Regions from separate parts of the Homo sapiens genome. Here all the other regions are linked to region 3. Evidence: read pairs that join two places in POLR2A ChIA-PET (ENCODE). Cell type or tissue: GM12878. All regions are shown on one strand. Region 1 overlaps MCTP1 (multiple C2 and transmembrane domain containing 1). Region 2 overlaps MCTP1 (multiple C2 and transmembrane domain containing 1). Region 3 overlaps MCTP1 (multiple C2 and transmembrane domain containing 1). Region 4 has its middle 240 kb from the start of NR2F1-AS1.

Region 1 (5,000 bases), 170 kb before region 3:
TAGAACACCGGCATCCAGTTAGTGTCAATATGTGAAAGGCGAGGCACCAGTGGAGAATCGTCTTCGAATACTCTCTGTGTTTCCTCTTACAGTAAATGGTATCACCATTGTCTTGGTTGCCCAAGACAGAAAGCTGGCCATCTTGTTTAGTTCTCATTCTTTATTCATTCATCTCTTTATTTAACTTAGTCTTAACTTTCCCTGCTTGCCACTTCCAATCCATCACCAAATTCTTCCCATCTTACCTTTTTAATATCTCTTGGACTCGTTCACCTTTTTATTCAGAAGCAACCTTGGTTTTCAGTCCCTGTCATCTCGAGTGGATTACTAAAATGGTGTCTCTCTCTCCAGTTTTGTCTTATCTAACGTGTTCTCCAACTAGAGCCAGAATTTTCTTTTCTCCTGCTTTCTTAAAATGTCACTGATTCCTCATTGCTCTCAGGACAAAGTCTAACATCCCTGTAATGACATATTAGACCCTTTGTGGTCTGGCTCCTACCTATCTTATTTCTCAACACTACTTCCTCAGACTCTATGCTCCATTCATGCTGTGGTTCCCCAGGTTCCGTGATGACTCTTTTCAGAGTGCTGAACGTCCCTCTTTTTCCTCACATGTCTACCTCTTTCTCCTCTTTAAGTCTCAGCCCAAATATCACTTCTTCTAACTGGACTCACCTCATTTGTTCTCCTTCTTTCTAAAACCACAGATGTATGCCATCTATTGTTCTGGGTCTGAAAACTTATATTTTTCCAATTTTATATTTCCCTCTTTTTTTCTATTTTAAATCAGTCTCATCTTTTCTTATCATTGGGAATTTTCTGTGAATTCTACTTATCCGTTACTTTCGTAGTTTGTCCTGATCACATCATCAGAGACAGATGTCTAACAAAGCCAAATTTCCCTTGTATCACAGTCTTAAGAGGAAGTCAGGGTCCTCATGTCATGTCTCTGTGTCCCTCCTAGTGCTGGGATTCATCTTGCTTATGGATTCACATGTCCTAAATAGTGGAAGTTCTAATTTTCACAGGACCTTTAGTGACTTTTTATGGGGGTGGCATTTTATGAGCAGATAGTTTTTAAAAACAGGTTTATTGCAGCATAATTATCAGACAATTTCACATGTTAAAAGTACACAGCTTAATGAATTGTGACGTGTACATCCATGTAAAATCATCACCACATCAAGATAACAAACATTTTGATGGCTCTAGAAAATTTCCTTGTGCTCCCCTTTAATCTCTCTCTGCCTTCATCCCTTTCCCTAGGCTACCACTGATCTGACTTATGTCACCTAGATTTAATTTTCAATTCCTAGAATTTTATATAAGTGAGATGAAAAAGTATACGTCCTTTTTATTAGGAAGTTTGGATTTTTATCACTCAGTGTAATAATTTTAAGATTTATTCATGGCATTTAATAGTTCATTCTTTTTTCTTGCTGAGTAGTATTCCAACGTACAGATATACTTCAATTTGTTTATGCATTCACCTGTTAATGGACCTTTGGGCTGTTTCTACTTTTATGTTATTACAAATAAGGCCAGAAATATAAAATTTATTATTACTTCCAATAGAATATTCTCTTATTGCATCTCACAATTTTGTATTTGAGGGCTCTTGTTCAAAAAGTGACCTTTAAAAAGATGCCAACCATTAGAAAATTTTCAGAATCTCAAATTTCCAAATGACTGAGTTTGGATAATAGTTTTCCACTTTGTATTTTTATTTCTCTCTTTTTAGTAATCCCTCGCCAGAAATAAGTAGGAAACACAAAAGGGAAAAAAGGTAAAGAAAAATGTAACAAACTAGATAAATCAATCTAGTTTTTGTTGGTTAGAAGATAAATCTATTCATTTCTTAGTTAAAAATAGCTACAAGGTTGTTAGTTTTAAATGAATAAGGAGGACCACTTCATTTGAATGAAATGATGATAAGCATTTCTCTGAGGACTTTTTTTCTCACTAAGCCTTTGCATAGGCGTTTTGATTCATAAAGGTGTTGACGTTCATTAAACTTTATACTCATTTTATATTTTTATTTTCTTTGCCTATTTTCACTCAGTGAGAGACTGTGGTTCAGTGTTTCCTTTTTTGGAAAGCATGTAACTTTCTAGCTTTTCAGACTATTTTGCTTTGCGGAATTGTGCTTTAAATCTCCCCCAGAAGGGGAAGTGACTCATTTCTATACAGTAGCATGTAGGTGTTTGATGAATGTTGCTGCCAGGTAGAAATAGACTGTAATGCCAGTGTAAATGGAGTTTTACAGCTACTAAAATTTGAAGGATTTCAATTTTCTTAGGAATTTAATTGGGGAAAATTACTTCAGAAGTTTGCAGGAGCACTATGTTCTGAGGGAGAACTTTGAGCAAATAGAAATATGGTATAAATGTTATGAAATTGCTAACAGCCTAATGTAAGAATAATGTGGTCTTTGAGATGCTTTCCCCCACTAAAATATTGGCTAAGCTTTAGCAGGATGAGGCTCTAGGTGTAGTTTAAAACTTCTGGCTCTTGTGAATTCAGAGGAATCTCCAAGTCTATGTGTTTTTCAAGCTGCTATGGTTTAAAGGAAATGAGTTGTACAGTTATCTTCCTATGCAGACTTCTTAATGTTCTAAAAATAATGGCATTATCCTCATTTTAGAGACCATAAGTTGAGTTACAAATATGACATTGTCCTGCAAAGCAGCTGCCATACTGAGATGTGAGAAAGATCTTGACTTGTGTGGAAAGACTGATGTCAATGTTTTGGATGCACATTTCCCACATGGATAGGGTTTACTGAATATGAAGGATAATAATAGAGAAGATATTTGGCTAATTAAAAGTTTCTTTTCCTAATAAAGCTAGATTTCAATAGTTATAACTGTACCTAGAGCAATACCTTATTATATAGTATGTGCTCAATAAGGTTTCATAAAAATAAATGAATTTAAAACAAAGTACCCCCCAAAATTAGAATCTCTGGTTGGTTTAGAATAAAAGATGGTAAATAATTTTATAGTATAAAATATCCTACTAGGATATTTTCTAATATGTAGTCTCTCTCAATTAAAATGAAGAAAAGAGGTGGGTGGAGAGAGAGAGGGAGAGAGAGAGAGAAGACAACAAAAAAGGAAATACGAGGATTTAACTAGTCAGAATTTAAGCTGTAAGTATGAAAAGAATGTGGATAATAAAAGGAAGATAAGAGATTCTAAAGGTAGAGGAATGTTTAGATTAAACCTAAAATGGCACACTGCTAAGACTTCAGTGTACATGACCAAGTTTTAAACCTGCCAGCCTATACACACCTAACAAAGATCTCACAAAAATAAGCCTGCACTGATTTGATAGATATGTTTGCTGAATATTTTTAAAAGTCTGTTGAATATTCACTATTTGTCAAACACTATCCTAGACAAATAAGGTAAAGCATCTACCCTCAAAAGGTCCATAGTGCAGTGAGGGGAACAGAAGCAGACCAGAAATTACTGTCAAGGGCTTAGGGATGGATTGAAGTTCAGCCTTGGCCTCACTGCTCCACCCAAACCTTGAGAAGTTCTCAGCCTTTGAAAGCTCAAGAGCAAATGCCCACCTTCACTTTGTTTCTGCCATCCCTGAACTTGCGTGTGAACACCAGGTTAGCATCATATCTAATCTATACTACTACATCTCTTATGTGTGCAAGGCATGATTCTCAAACTTAAGGTCAGTATCTGAATATCAGCTTTTAAATGCAGGTAAGCATTGTAGATATAACCTAAAATGAAAATAGCCTTATGTTATTTTTATGTCAAATGTTGAATTCCAAAAAATTAAATAGAAATAGGCAAATTGTACAAACATTAAGAGATACTGATTTCGCTAGTTAACTATATGAAGAACATTATATGTTTTCAATACATATACAGTTATAAAAATTATGAAATTTGTATGTAAATAAATATATATTATAAAAGTTTAAATGCCAATGCAAAGAATAATAATACAGATGAGATCATAGTATATTTCCAACCTTTGTAGAATCGTTAACCCATATAGAAAACTTTATGACTCAAAATTTCATGAGGAGGAAAAATTGGATAAAAATGTGTAATAACATATGTAAGAAATCTTCAATTTGACATAATAAAAAAATTAAAAATGTGAAGAAGAAAATGTTAGAAAAAGTGTGAGGAGAGAGATACAGTGGTATAATAAAATGAAGAGCCTCATAGGAAGAGAGATCATCTGTCCTAATCAACTATCAAAAGCAAGTGACCCTCACCTCTTTCCACCCTCTCAGTCCTTTAGAAATTAGAAAAGCAAAGAAGAGAGTAGTAAACATGTACCCAGGAGTTTCTGTAACTTAATACTGGAAAATACCTATATCAAGAGAAAATAATTAGCAAAGTCATTGAACATCTTTAACCCAAGCCAGGTAGCCTCTGAATTAAGACATTTAGTCTTCAATTACAGACCTCTAGGAATGACTCCTGTTTCTGTTTTGTTTGATTTTCACAAGTCTTATAATTCATCCCCAGAACTAGACTCATCAGATATGTCTGGTGGCAACATCTTTAATTAAACTCTTTATTAAAATCTACAGCTGTCAAAATAAATAAACCTTAAAGCACAGAAATAAATTTGAGAGGGCTTTTCCATTAAGGCATTACCTGGAAGAGATTTTTCCAGAAAATTGAGTGCTCGGACAATGATCACTGTCATAATTTGGGCTAATTGTGGTCATAGAAAGTTTAGGAACTTGAAAACCCCCAAAGCCTAAACTGATTTAAGACTGCCTATTCTGTTTCTGCGCGTCTTCAGGAGATTTCTCCAGGGTGCTTAGATGTGCATCATAACATTTTCAGAATTTTGCCACTGGAGGGCTCAATGGCCTTTTTAATGTTTCTTCTACGAGACCAAATGTTACGTTTGTGTAACAGTGAGATGTGAGACCAAGTTTTTTCTCCCCTTTTTGAGAAAATCTGTTTTGGGTGGTACAGTTAGATGCATGATAGCCAAAAAGCTTTTGTAAA
Region 2 (5,000 bases), 330 kb after region 3:
AAGGCATTATTAAGCAAGTCCTCAAACCTGAAGCCCTAAACTTCCCCTTAGACCTTGCTGCACTCAGGCGTATCCAGTAAGAAAACTATGGTCATGAGAAGTGGCTGGGAAACATTCTTACTCTCTGTGGGTGGGAGCATGTCATAGGACTACTCTGGAGTCTTCCTTCTCTTGTTGTTTCAACCATCTTAAAAGCAATGGTTATCTGACAAGAAATGCTGTGTTAAGGCTGTGCCCTTGGACTTGTCCAAGTTTGCACAGCACAGGCAGGGCAGGATTTGAATCCAATGTTAAAGCCCCTTACTGTATTTTGGGAAATGAGCTGAACACAGTTTTAGTCTTGGTATCAAATCTCGGGATGTAATCCAGTCAAGAACTACCTATTGGTGGCTGGGCGCGGTGGCTCACACCTGTAATCCCAGCACGTTGGAGGCCGAGACGGGCGGATCACCTGAGGTTGGGAGTTCGAGATCAGCCTGACCAACATGGAGAAGCCCCATCTCTACTAAAAATACAAAATACAAAAATTAGCCCAGTGTGGTGGCACACGCCTGTAATCCCAGCTACTCAGAAGGCTGAGGCGTGAGAATCCCTTGAACCTGGGAGACAGAGGTTGCAGTGAGCTGAGATGGCACCACTGCACTCCAGCCTGGGTGACAGAGCAAGACTCTGTCTCAAAAAAAAAAATGTTAGTGAAACCAAAACTGAGATCCATTTTCAGAACTTGACCAAGTTTGCATAACGCCAGCAGGGCAGGATTTGAATCCAGTGCTAAATCCCCTGTCCATCTAATTAGTCCGTTATCCATGCTTCTTGCTCCTTGCTCCCTGTGCATTTTAGAAGTACAGAGGCTGCTAACTGGCAGCTAAGGGGCTGAATTCAGCTGTGGACAGGATTTTAAAACAGTCTTCAAAAATCAGGAGAAGCTGAGCTCAACGGCTCACGCCTATAATCCGAGCACTTTGGGAGGCCAAGGTGGGTGGATCACTTCGGATCAGCCCAGGAGTTAGAGACCAGCCTGGGCAACATGGCAAAACAAACAAACAAACAAACAATAACATTAGCTGGGTGTGGTGGCGTGCATCTGTAGTTCCAGCTACTCCGGAAGCTGAGGTGGGAGGATCACTTGAGCCCGGGAAGCAGAGGTTGCAGTGAGCTGTGATGGTGCCACTGCACTCCACCTTGGGTGATGGAGCCACATCCTGACTCAGAAAAAGAACAAGAAAAATCAAGAGCTCTCATGGAAAAATGTGGATTTTGGCCGGGCACAGTGGCTCACACCTGTAATCCTAGCACTTTGGGAGACCGAGGTGGACAGATCACAAGGTCAGAAGATCGAGACCATCCTGGCTAACATGGTGAAACCCCGTCTCTACTAAAAATATACAAAAAATTAGCCGGGTGTGGTGGCAGGTGCCTGTAGTCCCAGCTACTCGGGAGGCTGAGGCAGGAGAATGGCGTGAACCCGGAAGGCGGAGCTTGCAGTGAGCCGAGATCGCGCCACTGCACTCGAGCCTGGGCGACAGAGGGAGACTCCATCTCAAAAAAAAAAAAAAAAAAAAAAAATGTGGATTTTGAGCTTCTCTTGAAAGACGGAAAGTTCTGGCAACATTGGGCCTGGATTCCAACATGGCCATGATGACTGGGATGCCCTCTCCATGGGCCCCATGCTCTCACCCAGCCTGGCCTGTGCAGGCGTTTCCGTTTGTGTCGGATAGCTCCTTGTTGGCACCTGTCATAAAGCATTTTTCACTTTCTCTCTTATCTCACCTTCGTGAGGCTGCAAGCTTCCTTTTTTATTTCTGTCTTCTCTGCTGTGTTTTTCCTCTCTCTAGCATGGAGTCAGTGCTTGGCATATCATAGACTCTCTTTTTTTTTTTTTATTGAATTGAAATATAAGCCTGCAGATTTGCTAATAAGTTCAACATTTAATACTGCTCCAAATACAGCTTTTAGGTTAATTTTAGTATAGCCAATTCTTGCTTCGTCCCATTTATAGAAAAATAGGAGTGAGAAGCCAGTGAATAATCCCCCAGATTTTTTTTTTTTTTTTTTTACATTGGGTTACATCAGTGTTTTCATTAGATTCTTATTAGATGTTCGTACTTGATTGCTCTGTTTTGGTAGATTAGGAAATCACATTTTATTTTCCCTATGAAGTCTTCCGTGCTTCTAGGTTAGTCATCTCCCCACCTTTCTTATGCCTCTATTGTAGAATTTATCAGATAGTATCCTAAGGATTTGTTTACCAACCTGTTCCCTTACAGGCAGGGACTGTGCATTATTCATTTTCGTTATCTCCCCCAGCCTAGCAGATAATAGGTTTTCAATACAGTTTCAATGAGTGAATTATTGCCTGAAGTAGGTACACAATAGATAGAAGATATATATTGAAATTTCTTTAGTCTGACATGAAGGAACATAGACTTTACTTCCTCAAGTTAATCAGTGGTTTTGATAGTTTAATATAGTACTTTTCTTTGTATTTCTTTTCAGTTAAAAATGTAATGTTAATCCTTAAACAGCAAAGAGATATTCTGTCAAATTAAAAAAAAAAAGAAAAAGGCTTTAGAAGTTTCTATGCATTCTTCTTTGGTGTTGGTTTTCACAGGCAGTAATTGGGATCATTAGCTCATGATTCTCTTTCCAAGGCAAGCTCTAAGACCCAGGGAGCACTTGTGGGTTTGACCTAAGGCTGTTAGGCAGCCACAGTTCCTGCCTCAGCTCTGACTTTGTTAACCAAAACAATGATAGCTATGGTACTTCATTTACTTAGTATCACTAAGCCCAAGATGGAAAAATCAGTGGACACACTTAAAACTGATAAAAAGATATACATTCTTGGCCAGGCATGGCAGTGCACCCCTGTAATCCCAGTACTTTGGGAGGCTGAGGCAGGAGGATCACTTATACCCGAGAGTTTGAGACCAGCCTGGGCAACATGGCAAAACCGCATCTCTATAAGAAAAATAATAATAGAAAATTTAAAAAAATTTAAAAACATACATTCTTTTTCACTTTCTGCTATTGGGCTATAGTAGATGGGTTCGAGCATCATTTCTTCCTATAGTCTTCCACTTTCCAGCCGTTTTACCCTAATAATGTTATTACCTTAATGACACTAAAGATTTTGCCTTACACTTCATGGCTTATACAGTGTCGTTCAAACACTCTAGAAATAAAGTAGGGACTAACATTTATGGAACACTGATATGAGCCAAGCACTGGGTTAAGCATTTTAACTGGATCATTACATTTGAGGCATCTAACAACCCTAAGAAATAGGTAGCACTGTTAACCCCAATCTCACATCTGAGGAAACTGAGGTTTAGGGAGGTTAAGGAATTCATGCAAAGTCACAAGCAGTAAATCACAGAGTAGAATTCTAATTCAACGCATGCAAGCATTTGCCCCTCTGCTATCCCAGAATTCTGCTCTTATAGGCTGTTTGGCAGAAATTCCTCATCCAAAAGGTACTAGTGACTTTTGCTAGACGAGGTTCTTACCTTGGTGGCATGGGCTGCTATTATTTAATTATTACTAAAGCATCTGAGAGGAAGCTGACCACAAGTTAATTTTAAAATCATGCTCTTAGCAGCATTAGCAGAGCCTCCCAAAGTAGCTGCCAGGTCTGAGTCCTGGAGCTTGCCTGTTTCCTCTTTTGTCATCCAAGATTGATTTTGTATTGGACTCTATCTTGAATTCAACACCATAATAATTGGCACAAAAAGAGAAGTCAAGTCATTTTATTTACCAAAAGCAGATATAAATGTTTGAATGGTAGAAACCAGAGGGTCTCTTCATGTTTTCTCTCATTGTTTAGTCTAAGAAGGAAAGTGCAGCTTGAAATGAATAAACGAGTGTTCCATTTTTATACTTCTTATTGTGAGCAATCATCATTTCCTTTTTTTAACTTGAAATTTTAATTTACAAGGGTCACTATGTGAGAGTGTTTCCAGAAGCCAAATATTTTCGATGACATATCTGTGAAATTATAAGTTTTGACAACAGAGTTATAAATAAGACTCTAATTTACTTCTAAAGGTCCTCTCACATTACACACAGTTTGCAGATGAATAGTGAACATTTCACACTCCAGGGAGGAAGGAGATGCTACCAAGATGGCCGAGCAGGTGCCCTTGGTCATGAAGACTCTTGACAGCTTCCCCACCAGCTTCCTCTAACTTCATTCTCCTTGCTGTGGATTCTTGGCTTTAATCCAGTGCTTTGATTTCTCATCTTCATGCAATAATTTGTGTGTTTCCGCAACCTGTGTTCTCACCTTCTCCAGGAAGTCTTCTTTGATTAATCTCACCTTCCCAATTAATCATTCCTTTGTTGAAGGTCTTCCCAAAGTTAATAGAGTCAGGATTCTCAAGTATTTGGAAATATTTTCATCTGGGTCTGTTCAACTCCTCAAGAGCATAAAAGTCCAGTATCTCTTCGAAAGCCTGGCCTGCTATACTCTGCACACAGTTGGCACTCGGAAATATGGACCGACTGACCAAATAAACAGAAGCAGAGCTTCTCTCACAATGAAGCTCTACGTACTTTGCATACAAATTGCTAAGGTATTGGGAATAATGTCTCTATTCATATTAAAATTATGAAATCCAACAGCCTGAATTTCTGCCACTTACAACCACACCAAATTTACTCCAAGTAGCAGCTTGTTCACTAGGAAAACCTGACTCAGCAGGTTTAAATTATTCATTTTGAGCCACTTAACTTCTAGATTTCCCCCATTCAGTGGCTTAAACTCGACTTTAATACTGCATGCACTAAAAAAAATTTGCATTTAATTACAGCAGTAGTATGTTTTCCTGTTGCCATCTGAAACATACTCATTATCAGTGTCAGGCTTGCATTGAGAGAGTTTGGTTATTTATATCTAAAAAAATCAAATTCAACAAAGATAACTGAAGGCATGTAAGGAGGTTTTCCTGCTTTTTTATTGTAAGAGTATGCAGCCTGTAGAGACACAAATTCAAAATCTTGGC
Region 3 (5,000 bases):
CTCTGTGAGAAAGTGACTTTTAAGCTGAGACCAAGGATATGTAGAGTTACTTTTTGTTTCCCCGCTGTTTGAAAGTTTGTGAGGATTAGAGAAAATGTATGTAAAGTACCCAGCACAGCATCTGGCAGCACCAAAATTCTCCAGAAGATTCTGATCCAGCCTGTCTCCTAATCAGTGACTACGAAGCCAGCGGGTACCTCAGACAGACGCTCTTGGGCTGCACGTGCTGCCTCAGGCTCCGGATCTGGTGTCATAGGTATGCCCAGGTTAGCTGAGGATCCCTGTGGCTACAGCCTTCCTGGTTAGCCTTCACAGTTAGCCTTCACAAGTATGCTCTGTATGTGAATTGCTGCTCAGATGTGCTTTGTTCAACATTTCTCTCCAGGGATGAACACCCTTCCTCTCGCTTCCCCTTTGTTCCAGTCCATTTGGCTTGGCTCTGATTTCCTGCCTCCTCATCTTGGGAACAGGTTCATCCCATGGTACCCTAATCCCACGGAACTTCCCTTGAACCAATACATTGCCACCTCCCCACTGAGAGATGCCAGACTCTTCTCCCAACTCTCCCAACCACCTTAACCAAGTCAGCCCCTCCCACATAGTCCCTAGTTAAGATCAGAATGAGCTTTATCTGCTTCTTAAACTTTGTTGTTCCTACCTCTGCAATCCCTCTTAGGCTATGGAACTACTGCGGGATGAATTCACCAAGCCGCAGCTGGGACTGCCTTTGTACTCCTCTCTCTAGACAGTCTGCCCCAGTCTCACACATGGCCAAAGTCTGGTAGGTAGTTGCTGAGTTCCTGAGTGTTGCTCTCTGGGCCAAGGCAGTACAGGGCAACTTCCCAAGGCAGAGCAGACAGGAGTAGTGCTTGGATTTGGATCAGACCACACTGGGCTTTGCTGAGAGGAACTGGGCCAGCATACAGAATGGTTTTTAATGGACTGGGTTTGAAACAGTTCTCAGAGTGTTGAGAGCAATTATGAAGGAATCAGAGTGGCTGTGGAAGCTGAGAGGTTTGGAGGTCCCTAAAGGTATCCCCCAATCTGTACTGCAGAATTGGAACCCCGTTGACAAGAAGAGAACTAGAGGAGGCTGGAGCAGGTGTTGCACTCAAGTGCAAGGTGTTGCACTCAGCAGTGCTGAGGCTGCAGAAAGCAGGGACACTGCCAGCAGCAACACTGCAGCTCCTGCTCCTTCCTCAGAGGGTGAGAGGCAAGCTGGGCTCAGGGTAGCCTGACTGCAGATGTGGCCTGGGACTTTGGCCTAGTAGGCCTTCCATGGACCTGGTGCTGATAGATGGGTAAGGAGAGAACCTAGATAACAACACAACAGAGTGCCTTGACAAGGGCGGGAAAATTCCAGACTCCACCACAAACAGGAAGATAGTTCTTCCCCTATTGTGGTTTCTAAAGTTTGTAATTTCCAAGCTGCTGGCAGCACTTACAGAAAGGGAGGGTCGGCCGGGCACGATGGCTCTCGCTTGTAATCCCAGCACTTTGGGAGGCTGAGGTGGGTGGATCACAAGGTCAGGAGATCAAGACCATCCTGGCTAACACGGTGAAACCCCATCTCTACTAAAAATAAAAATAAAAAAAATAGCCGGGCGTGGTAGTGGGTGCCTGTAGTCCCAGCTACTCAGGAGGCTGAGGCAGGAGAATAGCTTGAACCCGGGAGGCAGAGCTTGCAGTGAGCAGAGATTGCACCACTGCACTCCAGCCTGGGCGACAAAGCAAGACTTTGTCTCAAAAAAAAAAAAAAAAGGGCAGAAGGGTCATTTGTTTTTGTGTCTGAAGCACCCCAACTTGACATCCCTGTGAGCCTAAGGACAAGGAGCTCAAAGAAGAGTGTGCTCTGAGAACGGGTGCCTTCGTTATACTTGTATGCTTTCTATTTTCACACACATACATAGACAAGCATATCAGATTCTGCACCCTTGCGGGTAAGTCACCTGGCCTGTGTCATCAAAATGTAGCATATTTCTGTACACTGTATGTTATTCTGAAAAAAAAAAAAAATGCTATGCTCCCAAAGGCTGGGTTGACAAAGGAAAGGTGCTTGTAAGCAGTTACTTTATTATGTTTGAATTACTTTATTATGTTTGATACAATAAACTTGGCTTCTGTCATGAAAGACCCCAATGAAAACTGTCATCTGCAAAGTTAGGAGTACGTACAAATGTTTATGCTATGTAGATAGTTTATGGTCAATTTCACTCATCACTGTTTCCACTCCCTGACTTACCAATAATTTGACAGTCCTTGCAGCTGCATTGTAACTCACCATCACCCCACCCTTTGTTTCTGAGCAGTCATAGTGGGTGAGGAGAAAAATAGGGCACATTTGAGAGAAAATATGTGGCTCTACAAAAGACAAGCACATTTCTTTGGCTGTCATAATTAGCTATAAAAATTAAGATTGAGAACATCTGTTTTAATTACGTATGTAGCACAGGCTGTTCTGTTGTTTCACAGCTTCTCTCAGGAAAGGAAAAAAAAAAAAAAAAAGATACCTGCTCACAATCTTCCCCTGGAACTAAGCCTAATTCGCTTTTAGCTATAAAAAACTACTATTGATATTAAATAATGTCCCTAGGTACAATATTACGTAAAATTTTTATAATTTCTTTGGCAGACCCTGTATGGTAAGATTGGAAAGGACAGACTAAATGCAGTAAACGTAAGTTTCAAAGTGGAAATGACTGACAAAGTGTGTTAGCTCGGTGTTTAATTAGGCATAAAAGCTTTATTTTTTGACCGAATTGTGAAAACCATAGTAATGCAAACCGACATGGAGAAAGCTACTGGGAACAGCAAAGGAAATGGAAGTGAACTAAGTAGAAAACAGATCCCGGCCAATCAGGTCCTTGACAGCTTAAAACATTTACTGTTCCCCAAGTGTCCCAGAGTGTTAGACACTATAGAAAATTAACCCATAAAGCTGCAAGGTATCTTCACATCTGTCATCTGCCTCTGAGGAAGTTGACGTATTAGACTAGACTGTCCCTGGGTTTTGGTTTTGTTTTGTTTTCATTTCCTTTTTAAAAATAATTGTGATCAGATTCCTATGTTTACTGTCTGTTGGAATTAAGTATTTTACCCTTCTATTAACATATCTTCATACCCCACCAACTCTGACTCTCTTTCTCTGTCTCCTCTCTTCTCTCTGTCTCTCTCTTTCTCCTCTGTGAATCAAATCTATTTTCTCTCATTGGATATTTCTTAGAGAAAACCCTACCCAAGACATTATCTTGCCCTTGAGAAATTTGGAGTCAAATGTGTCTTGGTTCATTTTCTATTCTTGCTGAATAAAGTATTAATTTTAACTTGATTTAAATAGGATAATGATAAATTTAATAGAATAGAATAATTGCCTCTCTTTCTTTATCAAAAAAGAACGACCTTGTTGAAAGATCAAGTTAATTTAATGATTTATATTTCAAATTTAGTTTAAGAAATAGATTGTTTGACAGAGAGTGGAAAAGTGGTTACCAGAGACTGAGAGGAGGGTGCCAGAGGGATGGGGAAAGGGTCGATGTTGATGAAAAGTACAAATTTTCAGTTAGGAGGAATAAGTTGTAGTGATCTATTGCACTGCATAGTGACATTAATAATAATGTATTGTATATTTCCAAATTGTCAAAGGAATAAATTTTTAATATTCTCACCACAAAAAAGATAGGTTAGTGAGGTGATGGAAAGCTTAGTTTGACTGAATCTTTCCACAGTGTATATGTAGATCAAAACATCACTGTGTATCCCATAAATACATACAATTATTATTCATCAATTAAACTAATTTTAAAAACATTGAAGTATGTCCTAACAAAATATATATTTAAAATATTTAAAAATATAAGTATATTTTGTAGGTTAATAGTAAATGTATCTTAGTTTATTTCTGTTTAGAAATTGTATTTTTCTATTTATTCTTTTAATATATTAGTTGTAAATCCCTTTGGATTTTCTATAGAGACAATCTATGAATAATGCCAATTTTTTCATTTCTAAATCATTTATTTTCATGTTGTATTTTATTTTTGACACATAATCATTACACACATTTACGTGATAGAATGTGAGGTTTCAATACATGTATGCATTGTGTAATGATCAAATCAGGGTAATTAGCTAATGCATAACCCCAAATATTTGTCACTTCTTTGTGGTGAGAACATTCAAAATCCCCTCCTTTCGATATTTTGAAATATATGATACATTATTGTTAATTATACTCACCCTGCTGTGCAATAGAATTCCAGAAGTTATTCCAGCTGTGTATAACTTTGTATCCATTAACCAGCCTCTTCCGATCCCCCCACTCCCACCCCTCCCCAGCATCTGGTAACCACTATTCTCCTCTCTACTTCAAGAGTCCCCCATCCCAGGCCTTGGATTGGTACCGGTCCATGGTCTCTCAGGAACGGGGCAGCACAGCAAGAGGTGAATGGTCAGTGAGAGAGAATTACCCCTAAGCTCCGCCTCCTGTCAGATCAACAGCGGCCGTAGATTCTCATAGAAGTGCGAACCCTATTGTGAACTGCGCATGTGAGGGATCTAGATCGCACATTATTTACGAGCATCTAATGCCTGATGATCTGAGGTGGAACAGTTTCATTTCAAAACCATCCCCGCTCCGCCCCCGGTCCCCACTGCACTTTCTATGGGATCAACTTTTTAGATTCCACACATAAGTGAGATCATGCAATATTTGTTTTTCTGTGTCTGACTTATTTTACTTAATATAATGCCCTCCAGGTTTGTCCATCTTGTCACAAATGACAGGATTTCATTCTTTTTTATAACTGAAAAGTATTCCATTATGTATGTATATATATTAAATTTTCTTTATAAGTTTATCTGTTGACGGACACTTAGGTTGATTTCATGTCTTGGCGATTGTAAATAGTACTGCAATAAACAGATATCCCTTTGACACACTGATTTCATTTCCTTTGGATATATACCCAGTAGTGAGATTGCTGGATCATATAATAGTTCTG
Region 4 (5,000 bases), 1.7 Mb after region 3:
ACACAGTCAGGAATTTGATTCTCGTATTCACAGTTATTTTCCCAGCATTTAGAGCTGCATCAGGCATTGTTTAGGTGCTGGAAAATATTTGTTGAATGACTATAAATAAATGAAATGTGTGGATTGCTTAAAAACACTGTGAGTTCCTGAGAGAGATCTCGTTGCCTTCACTATTGATGGTTTATTCTAGCAGTTTAATTTTTTTTTAAAAAAGTGATGTTAAAAAAATAAAATCTTCGACAAAACTTGAATATACAGCTAAAAATATTTAAATTAATGTTTTCCTTATTTTACAGCTAGTCAATGATAACAATAAAGCTGTTATGTGACAAATCAAAAATCTGAAAGCCAGGACTCTGAGTGACAGTGGCAGCCGTATAGCAAAATCCAATTTATTTCTGCCTTTTTATTTTGCTTGCTCCATACTGTATCAAGAAAATATTGGTTTACACAGAAGTGGTTTGTTTTGCAATCTCAGAATACTCTTCAATGAAACTGACTGGGGAGCTTAAGAGAACTAATAGAAAATATTTGTTTCCAAGTTATATCATTAATAGTACAATATCTATTTGCTCACAAACATCATCATCCATTTGTCAGTTCCGAAGTGCTGCAAGCTTTACACAGTGGTAACAGTATTTACAAAAGGGATCCAAGCTAGGCATTCATTTGTTACTGACCACTAATTAGTCAACACATGCCAAGAAGAAGGGTGAAGGAGGGTGCCCTTCAGGTTTACCTGATCCTTGCCTAGATCCCTGCTATGGAGTGAACTTGGATGTCTGCACAAACACATTCTCCCAGGCTTGCAGAACCTTGGAATTCCAAAGAACATTGTTGGTAGGAGGGAAGGAGGTAGGTAGGAGAAAGAAAGCTTCATTAGTCCTTATAAATGGGACTTTGTCTGAATTAGGCATTTGTTCACTTGTATATTCCCAAGTGTCTGTTGAGTGTCTACCGTAAAGAAAGGGCTCCTCTTTAAGGGGCTTAAAATCCAGCTGTATATATAAAACTTATGTTAGGGAAAATGGAGCAGCCAATACAAATAGGATAATGTAGTTCAAATGACTTTGAAGGAATACAAAGAGAGTAATTGGTGTGGGGTGGAGATGGTTAGTGAAGGTTTCTCTACTTGCCAGTTCTTAGAATTGTTTTAAAATAGGAATATTCTTGGCACTCTTCACGTGGCTGTACATACATACACATCATGCAGAGTCACTGTTTTTCATGAAGGATTTAGTTATACAAACTCTGAGAAGTCAAGAGCAACGTCAAAGAAGAACATTCTTTGACTCAGATCTTTTGGGTTGGCTTTAACCGCATGTCATCCATTAATGACTGGCTCAACTTACTCTGGGTCAAAGTGAAAACATATATTAGCTCAATTGGTCTTTAAAATGTTTCACACATCATGAGTACTTTGAGTGATGGGGCACACTTTCTTCTACCCAGTAACTATAGGCTTATTTGAATTTGAATTTACTGACAAGTAAATATGTAAGTTGAATAGCTGGAGTTAAGGAAGCTCACAACCCCTCAATGGCAATGTTGATTTTTTTCTCCTCCCAGTGGTTTGAGAATATGGAGGGAACCTGAGAAATAAGGAAGAAAAAGCAATTTGAAATAAAATAAAATGTTTATAGACTTAAGACCATGAATAAACACCCATTTCATTTGCAGATACTATCACTTTTACACAGGAAAGAAAACTCTGTGATATTCTTCCCTCCTTCTCTTTCAGGCTATGACTGTATCATCATTGTTCAAATTATCATGACTTCCAGAAGGTAGAAAAGAATTAACAATCACTTAATTATTAATCACCTGTAATTGGAACTGAAGACTATAAAATGTAAAGGATGAGAAGCGAGCAGATTAGTGGAATGGGAAAGGAAGTAGGGCTGGGATAACTGCTTTGGGGTTAACTCTTTGGTAAAGCAACTCCTCTCACCTGACTTCCTGGCTGTCTCTCTGCCATGTGGCTTCCCGGGTGTACTCCTGCGGAAAGGAGGAGAGATGTGTAAGGCAAACTTGGTCATGGGGGTGCCAGGAACGGGGAGCTGTACTTTCCTGGTCTAGCTGGAGGCCCAAATCAAACAGCAGGTAAAAGGTCAAGTAAGGTCAATACCAACCAGCCCAGAGAGGCAGCAGCTGCTCTTTTGCCTCGAGTGCTTTTCAATTTGGAAGAACCGAGAAGAGCAGTTTCTCTCTGAATCACTGCTTTCCCAGGCTTATGAATTTCAGAACCTCTTGTACTTTCTGTTGCTTTCCCAACACGGACTTGTTTCAGGCTTCCCTGCACACAGATTGCAGTGATGTGGGCAAACAATTTTGACAAGATATGCAGCTTTGAGAAAACGCACTCTAGGCTTAAAAGGACATGCACTGTTGTTGGCCTCTTTGTAGGGGAGGTGGTGGGAGCTAGGTCTTAAGCACCTGAGAGGGACACCCAGGTCTGGAGTGCCTCCTACGCAGTGGGGCCATGCAGTCAGCATCCTCAGCTGAGCTCAGCTCAGAATTGAAACCAACAGACAGTTATTTTCTGTCTGGACTTTAGAAGAAAGAAAAAAATTGCATATTTCATCCAAGGATTTTTACTCATACTTCTTATATCTGAGTTCGAAAATATTTATTGACTCTATTTTTTATTTTTTAATTTTTATTTTTAGATTCAGGGTCTCAGTCTGCCACCCTAGCTGGAGTGCAGTGGTGTGATCATCGCTCACTGAAGCCTGGAACTCCTGGGCTCAAGTTTCCTCCTGCATCAGCCTAAGTAGCTGGGACTACAGGTGTGCATCACCACCGTGCCTGGCCTGAAAATATTTATTGAAAACCACCTTGTGTACAGAGTGCTGTGGAAGGATGAAGAAGACATTGGAGATCTTCATTCTGTTGTTGAGGAACTACCATCTAAATTGGAGCTGAAAGCCTGTGAAAATTGATGTAAATGCTTATGAAATAGCGGAGAAAGGACAAATGAGCACTTCGACAAAGAAAGGGGAGGGACAGGATATTTTGTGTTTCTTCCCACTCTGACAGTGGCTGCCAGAGGCTGCCTTTCTGCAGCAAACTTCCCATGTTTTCTTTTTATAAGGTTTTTGGCCACCTATTAATTTTCTTCAGCCTTCTCTGGTTGATCTTGTTCTGATTTAGTTTCCTTTTGGGCAAGGATGTGGGTCTAATCATTAACTCAGCCTACAGGCTTGTTGCCTTCAAAGAGTAACTCCTTCAATCCAGGGGGCTGCGGTGGGGAAACAAATATCCAACACTTTTAAAGGAAAGCCAAAAAAAAAAAAAAAAGAATTTAAATTTTGCTCTTTGAAAATAAGAGAAGGGGCCGGGCGCGGTGGCTCACGCCTGTAATCCCAGCACTTTGGGAGGCCGAGGCGGGTGGATCATGAGGTCAGGAGATCGAGACCATCCTGGCTAACAAGGTGAAACCCCGTCTCTACTAAAAATACAAAAAATTAGCCGGGCGCGGTGGCGGGCGCCTGTAGTCCCAGCTACTCGGGAGGCTGAGGCAGGAGAATGGCGTGAACCCGGGAGGCGGAGCTTGCAGTGAGCCGAGATTGCGCCACTGCAGTCCGCAGTCCGGCCTGGGCGACAGAGCGAGACTCCGTCTCAAAAAAAAAAAAAAAAAAAGAAAATAAGAGAAGGATAAAATACTCTATTGTCTGCTTTTAAAATTAAGGGCTCTCCTTTATAACTGGATGCAGCACTTTACTCAATACATATGACTAGCGATAGAATAAATTTCAAGACCATATTTTGGCCAGTGAAAGGAAAGATGCTGTAGAGGAAATGTTTAGATGGGGAAATAAAGAGCTCAGAAAAGAGGCAGATTCAACCTTGATATTTTCCAAATTCCTGAAAAACAAATTCTGCAAGGGTTCGTATGTAGTTCCCGGGCAGCACAGAGTGGTGGAAACACCATGTGCATTGGGGCCAGGGAGGCAGGCATGGAGCCTCGGGGTGTTCTGGGTAATTTTCAGCAGTGGCTTCTGCTTTCAGCCCCGATTGCTTCATGGGGTTATCAACCAGTAATGAGAAAAATGTGCATGAAATATCTGGCACAGGCAGACCTTAAATAAATGTTAAAAACAAAGTCTCGTTTGCTTTATTTTGGTGTCCATAGGCATGCAGAAGGTGAAAATGCAAGCCCTTAGATAGGAGTTTGCTTTCTTGTGGTAACATCTCCATTGAAAATAATCTTGTCGTTTAAACAACCATTGGCACTCATTCTTGAGCCTTGGAATGATGCCAGCCTGGGGAGAGCCTCTCCTGGGCTCCCATAGGCTGTTGTGTGTATTTGTGTGAGGGTGCAAGGAGCTGTGTGGCTTGGGAGCTAGGCTCTCAGGGGCATGTTGTTAAGCTAGATAACTTTCCTTGCTGGGTAAAGCTAGTAACCTTTTTTAGTTTTGATTTTATCTGTAAAATGGAGATAATAGCACTAGCTTTGGAGAGGTAGTGTTGATGTGTATTAAGTGATACACAAGAAGACTGTGCTCAGTAAGTGGTATCCACCACTGTGTTGTCACAGGGAGCCCATTCTTCCACTCAGTGTCCTCCGTGGGCATCTCCAATGATATGGGAGCTGGCTGCCCTACGAGGGAGAAAATTTCATTTTCTGGGTAACTTTTACTGTAGGAAATTTCCTTCTTGTTTTCACATCATGTAATGTGAGCGTGATGGAGAAGGAGAGGAAACTAGGAGAGCTGGGACTCAAATTGGGGAAGAAGTATCTCAGCTCTGGGGCTGGTTCCCAATAAAGGATGAATAGCAGGCAAATGCACATTATTCAGTGGTATGAGGCTGTGCTTGATACCCTAGATGCTCTGATGGTGGGAGGGTGATCTATGGTAGTGAGAAGATTCCAGCCAATGCTGATACTTGCACTCAGGTGGGTCAGCCTCCATGTGGTTTTCTTTAGTTGCATTTAGTCTATTTTAGGATACTAAAGAGCATTGGATTTATTCATCTTGACAATATTCTTAAAACAA

What was found. Peaks named below come from ENCODE experiments on the same cell type or tissue, not always from the same donor. Only the 100,000 strongest peaks of a DNase experiment are listed, where the experiment ranks them.
Region 1: POLR2A ChIA-PET joins it to region 3 with 12 read pairs; 1 of 35 experiments calls an interaction of 5 or more read pairs at or near these places.
Region 2: POLR2A ChIA-PET joins it to region 3 with 8 read pairs; 2 of 35 experiments call an interaction of 5 or more read pairs at or near these places.
Region 4: POLR2A ChIA-PET joins it to region 3 with 5 read pairs; 1 of 35 experiments calls an interaction of 5 or more read pairs at or near these places.

The regions. Positions count from the first base shown.
Region 1 is chr5:95,238,998-95,243,997 of GRCh38, reverse strand. All of the region lies in intron 1 of MCTP1 (multiple C2 and transmembrane domain containing 1), which reads left to right. All of the region lies in intron 6 of LOC105379085 (a long non-coding RNA gene), which reads right to left. Among named protein-coding and RNA genes, the nearest start is that of MCTP1, 44 kb to the left of the region's middle. In GM12878, a CTCF peak has its summit at 4,835 (motif pointing right); DNase peaks (open chromatin) are centred at 2,157 and 4,852.
Region 2 is chr5:94,740,198-94,745,197 of GRCh38, reverse strand. The region is part of intron 19 of MCTP1 (multiple C2 and transmembrane domain containing 1); the gene reads left to right. Among named protein-coding and RNA genes, the nearest start is that of SLF1, 120 kb to the right of the region's middle. In GM12878, no CTCF peak of the experiment used is centred here; no DNase peak of the experiment used is centred here; H3K27ac peaks cover 356 bases.
Region 3 is chr5:95,066,462-95,071,461 of GRCh38, reverse strand. The region is part of intron 1 of MCTP1 (multiple C2 and transmembrane domain containing 1); the gene reads left to right. Among named protein-coding and RNA genes, the nearest start is that of MCTP1-AS1, 90 kb to the right of the region's middle. RefSeq lists an enhancer at 1,204-1,253. In GM12878, no CTCF peak of the experiment used is centred here; no DNase peak of the experiment used is centred here; H3K4me3 peaks cover 1,205 bases; H3K27ac peaks cover 2,751 bases.
Region 4 is chr5:93,340,087-93,345,086 of GRCh38, reverse strand. No RefSeq gene overlaps it. Among named protein-coding and RNA genes, the nearest start is that of NR2F1-AS1, 240 kb to the left of the region's middle. In GM12878, no CTCF peak of the experiment used is centred here; DNase peaks (open chromatin) are centred at 1,396 and 2,366; H3K4me3 peaks cover 793 bases; H3K27ac peaks cover 606 bases.